Linked DNA regions of Homo sapiens: region 2 is linked to region 1. Evidence: chromatin loops called from intact Hi-C (ENCODE). Cell type or tissue: ovary. All regions are shown on one strand. Each heading gives the region's core, and the rest is flanking DNA. Links, peaks and the distances in the headings are about the cores only.

Region 1 (2,913 bases), core at 171-2,670:
GGATCAGTACCAACAGGCTCTTTGGGACTATGGTTTCTTTCCATTGATTTGTAGTTCAACCCATTAAGCATATTCTCAGCACCTAGTATATTCCCAGCATGCAGCATGGCTGTTGCCTCCATGAGCCCAGTCCAGTAGAAGAAAGACCATCAGTCATACAGATATGAACCAAGTGCCCATTGAAGTATAAGCTTGTGCTGTGGGAGCACAGAAAAGTAGGGGAATGAATAATCCTGAGGAGGAAAGAGTGGATCAGAGCAGTCTCACAAAGGCATTTGAGCTGTTCCTTCAAGGTTTCCATGGTGGAGGGGGGAGGATCACATTAGCTTATTTATTTTTTACTACAGAGATTCAACATTTGCCCTTCATAAAAATTATACAGAAAATATGTTAAGAAAATAAGTTCTAAGCCATCAAGCCCATCTGATCTGAAACAGAAAAAGACTCATAATGAATATGTCAACACTTCCACATTTTTCATTTGTTTTCTAAAGCAATTTCATCTGCAAATGAATTATGCACTCCAGGGCTAGACAGTACCTCCATTCCTACACTCCAGAAAAATGTGTTTACTTCGTTTTACATTTCATGCAGCTCAGTGGGAAGGCAGTTGCAATGCAATTTCTGATCCAGTTTAGGGTTTGAGATGTCAGTCCTCTCTTTCTTTCTCCAGAATACGGCTAAAGCTTGTAAGACCAAGGTTGGGAGTTCACTTTTTTTTCCTCCAAGTGCATTAAATACATAAATCACCTCTCAAGAAAGAACATAAGGTTCCTGGATTTCTATTTTGTCTGGCATGAAAACTAAAGTCCAATCTGCAAAGCATCATACTGTTATATCCATCTGCAGTGCACTAAAATCACTCTCAAAGATTGTAACTCTTGGAGCAAATTTTTAGCACAATGGGCAGAGCGGGTTGTTTCTTGCCCAGGTAACTGAAGCAGGTTCTTATCTCACCTAAATTCATCTTCTGTCTGAAAAGTAAGTGTATCTCAACATGCGGTTTGAGGTTCTGAAGGGTTCCACGCTGCCCTTCCACTCAGGCAGGGAGAAGTCAGTCCTGGGATTGAGTCTGAAGATTTTGATGGACATGGTCCTGGAGCGAGTTCGGAGCTAGTGTTAAAATGCCCTCTAGTGGTCATTAGCTGTAACCAGTGAGCGTAGGGAAGGGAAAATCTTGTGAAACTGGCTTGGGTGTGGTTTTCTATAAACACCGACCAAAACCAGAGTCCTAGGTTATAGCGCGGGTTACTTGCATCTGTCGCGGATACCGCGATGGCGGTAGGACTTGGTATTACTTATAGAAATGGAAGCTTGCCGTTGCATTCAAAGGGTACAATCCAGGGATTTTTCTTACGCTTTCACATCTCACTGCTCTGTCCCTGAGCCCTGGGCACACACGAGAGTTTCAAGAAGTGTTGACTGAGTGACTGAATACGTGAAGGAATCCAGTTTATGAATCATGGATTCTGTGCACATTCAATGAGCTTGGCTATTTGAAAGTGCACAAATTCTTCCTGCTTTCTGAAGTATTAAATATATTTGATTTGCATCCTTTCCCCAGTGGTCGCTTGGTGAGCTAATAATTGCCTTTCCTCTTATATCTTTGAGCTGAGGAAATATAATCAAAATGTTAAGGAGAGGGGCAACAAACCCCCCCTTTGTGGGTAGAAGAGAAGGTCTGGGCTGGCAGCTCAAGAGAAAAGATGAAGAAAGGACATCCAAAAAGAAGTGGAAGTCAGAGAATGAATAAAACACATGAGCGAATGGCTGCCATCCTATCCGAGCATCCTTCCTGATATTGTCACCCAGGGCCACCAGCAGAGGTTACATGGTGAGAACAGACAGTAGAAATCAGCCCACTCCACCGATCTGACTCCTGGTCTCCTGGGGAAATGGCATTAGGATCTAGGTTACCAACATCATAGCTTCTGCCAGGGCTTGTGTGCTTAACCCCAACAGTGGAACACCACAAATGCACAGGGGCAGTAGCCTCCAACATCCTGACCATCTCTGAGAACCTGTCCTGCTAGCAGAGGGGACAGAGGCTGTACAAATCAGAAAGTTGACGTATTAGTCCATTTTCACGCTGCTGATAAAGACGTACCTGAGACTGCGTAATTTACAAAAGAAAAGGGTTTAATGGAAAAGTCACGGTTCCACATGGCTGGGGAAGTCTCACAATCATGGTGGAAGGCAAGGAGGAGCAAGTCACATCTTACGTGGATGGAGGCAGGCAAGAGAGAGAGCGCTTGTGGAGGGGAATGCCTCTTTTTAAACCCGTCAGATCTCGTGAGACTTATTCACTATCACAAGAACAGCATGAGAAAGACTGGCCCCCATGATTCGATTACTTCCCACCAGGTCTCTCCCACAACACTTGGGAATTCAAAATGAGATTTGGGTAGAGACACAGCCAAACCATATCAATGGATAAAAGGAAATGTAATGTCAACTAAAGACAAAAAAAAAAGAAAAAAGAAAAAAAAAACTTTTGAAGAATTAAAGTTGGTTTTATTTAGAAGTCTTATTGGGGACTGTAGACTGAGGCCTACAACCCACAAGCAGTCTTTTACAGAGGTTTTATGAGACTGCGCCAGCACAGTATTTTAGCCCACTGTGTATATATAGGTGCTAGGGGTTTAGCATGTGCAAAGTTATATGAAACTTGTTTAGACATTATATTAAAGTAGAACTACGTTAAGGTTTGGGTGTAAGGGTATATCTGGTTCTAGATTATAGAAGTGTCATCACTAATCTCCCCAGATGTTATTTTATGCGTAGGAGAAGGTAAGGACTAGGTTCATTTGTCTTTTAAGGAATATAGTGACTTAGGTAGGAGAGATGGGGGCCAGGTGTTCTGTTTTATTTTGTCGTTTTGGAGAGCTGTATGTCATCACAGAGTTGGGGCTT
Region 2 (2,913 bases), core at 271-2,770, 89 kb before region 1:
CAGCCAAGCAGAAGGACTGGAGTTATTACTCAAATCAGCCTCTCTGAGGACTCAGAGGCTAGGGTTTTTAAGGACAATTTGGTGGGCAGGGGGCTAGGGAATGGGTGTTGCTGATTGGTTGGAGATGGAATCATAGGGGTGTGGAAAATTGTCCTCATGTGCTGAGTCTGCCTCAGGGTGACAGCCACAGAACTGGTTGAGTTCTGCGTCCCAAGTCTGGATGGAGGCAGGTGGTTTCCAGAATGCAAAAATCTGAAAAAAAAATCTCAAAAGACCAATCTTAAGTTCTACAATAGTGATGTTATCTATAAAAGCAACTGAGGAAGCCACAAATCTTGTGACCTCCGGCCACATGACTCCTGAGCATTAAGGGATTCTAGAAACTACACCTACATTTTAACAGAGTTCAGGCCTCTCCCATAATTCTAATCTCATGGCCTTTCATTGGTTTTACAAAGGCAGTTTCAATCTTCCAGCCAGGAGGGAACCAGTTTTAAGGAGGGACAATTATCATCCTTGCTTTAAAGCTAAACTCTAGCTGGGCACGGCGGCTCACGCCTGTAATCCCAGCACTTTGGGAGGCCGAGATGGGGGGATCACGAAGTCAGGAGATCGAGACCATCCTGGCTAGCACGGTGAAACCCCGTCTCTACTAAAAATACAAAAAAATTAGCCAGGTGTAGTGGCAGGCGCCTGTAGTCCCAGCTACTCGGGAGGCTGAGGCAGAAGAATGGCATGAACCCGGGAGGCGGAGCTTGCAGTGAGCCGAGATCGCGCCACTGCACTCCAGCCTGGGTGACTGAGCAAGACTCCGTCTCAAAAAAAAAAAAAAAAAAAAAAAAAAAGCTAAACTCTAAACCAAATACCTCCCATGGTTAGTTTAGCCTGACCTATGCCCAGGAAGGAGCAGGGACAGCCAGGCTGTGAGGCTAGAAGCAGGACGGAGTCAGCCATGCTAGACTTTTCTTGCTGTGTGATCTTTGCAAAGGTGGTGTCATTAGCGAGGCCAGGCTCACATGTCCTTTTGCAAAGTAACCGAAAAAAAAAAAAACAGAGAAGACACAGTTCACCTCACTGCACATCTAAAATATAATTAGAAGCTGTCATCCCAAAAGGGTTAACACAGGTCTTTTGGAAGTTGTAAGAATCCAGAGATTATTCTGGTTTAATCAAAAAGTAACAAATACATTTAAAAACTAAGAGACACAGAAAGAAAAAAAGCACTTGCTGGTATTTGTCTGAAAAGTGCAGGAAACTTTTCCCATTTTTTGATCCAAAATGAGTGTCCAGCATATGACGAGCTCCCTGGATGGCCCAGCAGAAGCACTTAAGCCACATGTTGATCTGAAGCCTCAGCCAGCCCAGGTGTTCGGACCTGGGCTGTCCGTGGGCCAGATTTTTCTTAGGCGGTGGAGAAAGCAAACAAGCTCATGGTCATTGTCTAAGCATGAACAATGCCAGGCTGGATTGAGCAAAGCCAGCTTTGGCAGAGACATACAAGGAGTTTGGAGCCCTGACAGCTGATAGCAGCGGCAGGAGTGGGAGAAGGCAAGATATCTGCTGGGCCCCCAGCCTGGGAGGCTGGCTGCCAGCCCAGGGCATGGCCAGGAGCTGGCAAGCAAACACCACTGCGGGGAGCCAAGCAGGCTGTTCAGGTCAGGGAGCTAGGACAGGGTTAGCATGCAGCAAGCTAGACACTAGCCAGAGCATGCAACTGCTCTTGGCAGTCATTAAGGGAGGAGATCAGAGTTACAAGATCTGGAGGCCATTTCAGACAGCTTCAGGAAGAAGTCAAGCTCCTAAGTGGCTCCTTGACAGAGGCTAGGTCATCTTAACTCATGACAAATGTCCGTGCTCAATTTACTTGGCTCTGGCCTCTTCTGATATCTCTCTAGAGGTTAAAGGGAACCATCTCTTTTGTGCAGTCCAAAAAGGAGTTGAAAAATCACCCTCAGTGCTTCAAGCTCTTTTGCGTTGGGCAGAAAGCCTGACTGAGACTCAGTGGAAGGCACGCTGTCTTCAGGAGGACTCAGAGACTACCTGAGAGTGGGGAAGCCCGCAGCCTCTTCTTCCTCTGACAGTTTGTCTATCAGGAGACTTTTTTCTCCTGGGTGGCAACCTGAGTTTATGGAAGAGTTGAGGTTTATTAAATGGACGTATAAGCAACTACAGACTGAAATGTTATAACCATTCTCTGAGTCCAACCTCCCCAAATTCTAAAATACAGCTTGTTTGGTCAGCTGCTTCTCATACTCTCTGTATTCCAAAATTGCAAATGGATCATTCCAGTGCCATCTGAAATGCAGTATCATTGAGAGACCAAAGAGAAAATCGCATTTGTGTGTGAAGGAGAAAAATAGAATTCTAATAATGAAATTCACCCAAATCTATGTATGAATAAAATGGCTGTTTCTCATATCTAAGAAATTGATAATAAAAGATGTACAACTCAGGCCGGGCATGGTGGCTCACGCCTGTAATTTCAGCACTTTGGAATGCTAAGGCGGGCAGATCATCTGAGGTCAGGAGTTCGAGACCAGTCTGACCAACATGGTGAATTTCTGTCTTTACTAAAGATACAAAAATTACTCAGGCATGCTGGTGGGTGCCTGTAATCCCAGCTACTTGGGAAGCTGAGGCAGGAGAATAGCTTGAACCCAGTGGGCAGAGGTCACAGTGAGCCAAGATTGTGCCACTACACTCCAGCCTGGGTGACAGAGTGAGACCACATCTCAAAAAAAAAAAAAATGTACATCTCAAATTGCAGGAATTATAACCTAGAGAATGTGTGCCTGCCCCTGTTTCCTGCAAACCTGCCTCAAAAGCAACCACGTGAATGCTGACTGAGACACCCCGGTGAACCCCAGGGCCAAGTGCTTCCCATGCTTCCCCTCAATGAGTCCACACGAGTCT

The links. Hi-C counts contacts between places; a loop is a spot of excess contacts. Peaks named below come from ENCODE experiments on the same cell type or tissue, not always from the same donor. Only the 100,000 strongest peaks of a DNase experiment are listed, where the experiment ranks them.
Region 2: it touches region 1 in a loop (3-fold over the local background); 16 of 110 quality-filtered maps call a loop at or near these places.

The regions. Positions count from the first base shown.
Region 1 is chr7:148,241,328-148,244,240 of GRCh38, forward strand. The region is part of intron 20 of CNTNAP2 (contactin associated protein 2); the gene reads left to right. Among named protein-coding and RNA genes, the nearest start is that of C7orf33, 350 kb to the right of the region's middle. In ovary, for the core only: a CTCF peak has its summit at 1,122 (motif pointing left); no DNase peak of the experiment used is centred there.
Region 2 is chr7:148,152,203-148,155,115 of GRCh38, forward strand. The region is part of intron 17 of CNTNAP2 (contactin associated protein 2); the gene reads left to right. Among named protein-coding and RNA genes, the nearest start is that of C7orf33, 440 kb to the right of the region's middle. In ovary, for the core only: no CTCF peak of the experiment used is centred there; DNase peaks (open chromatin) are centred at 1,359, 1,619 and 1,989; H3K27ac peaks cover 1,426 bases.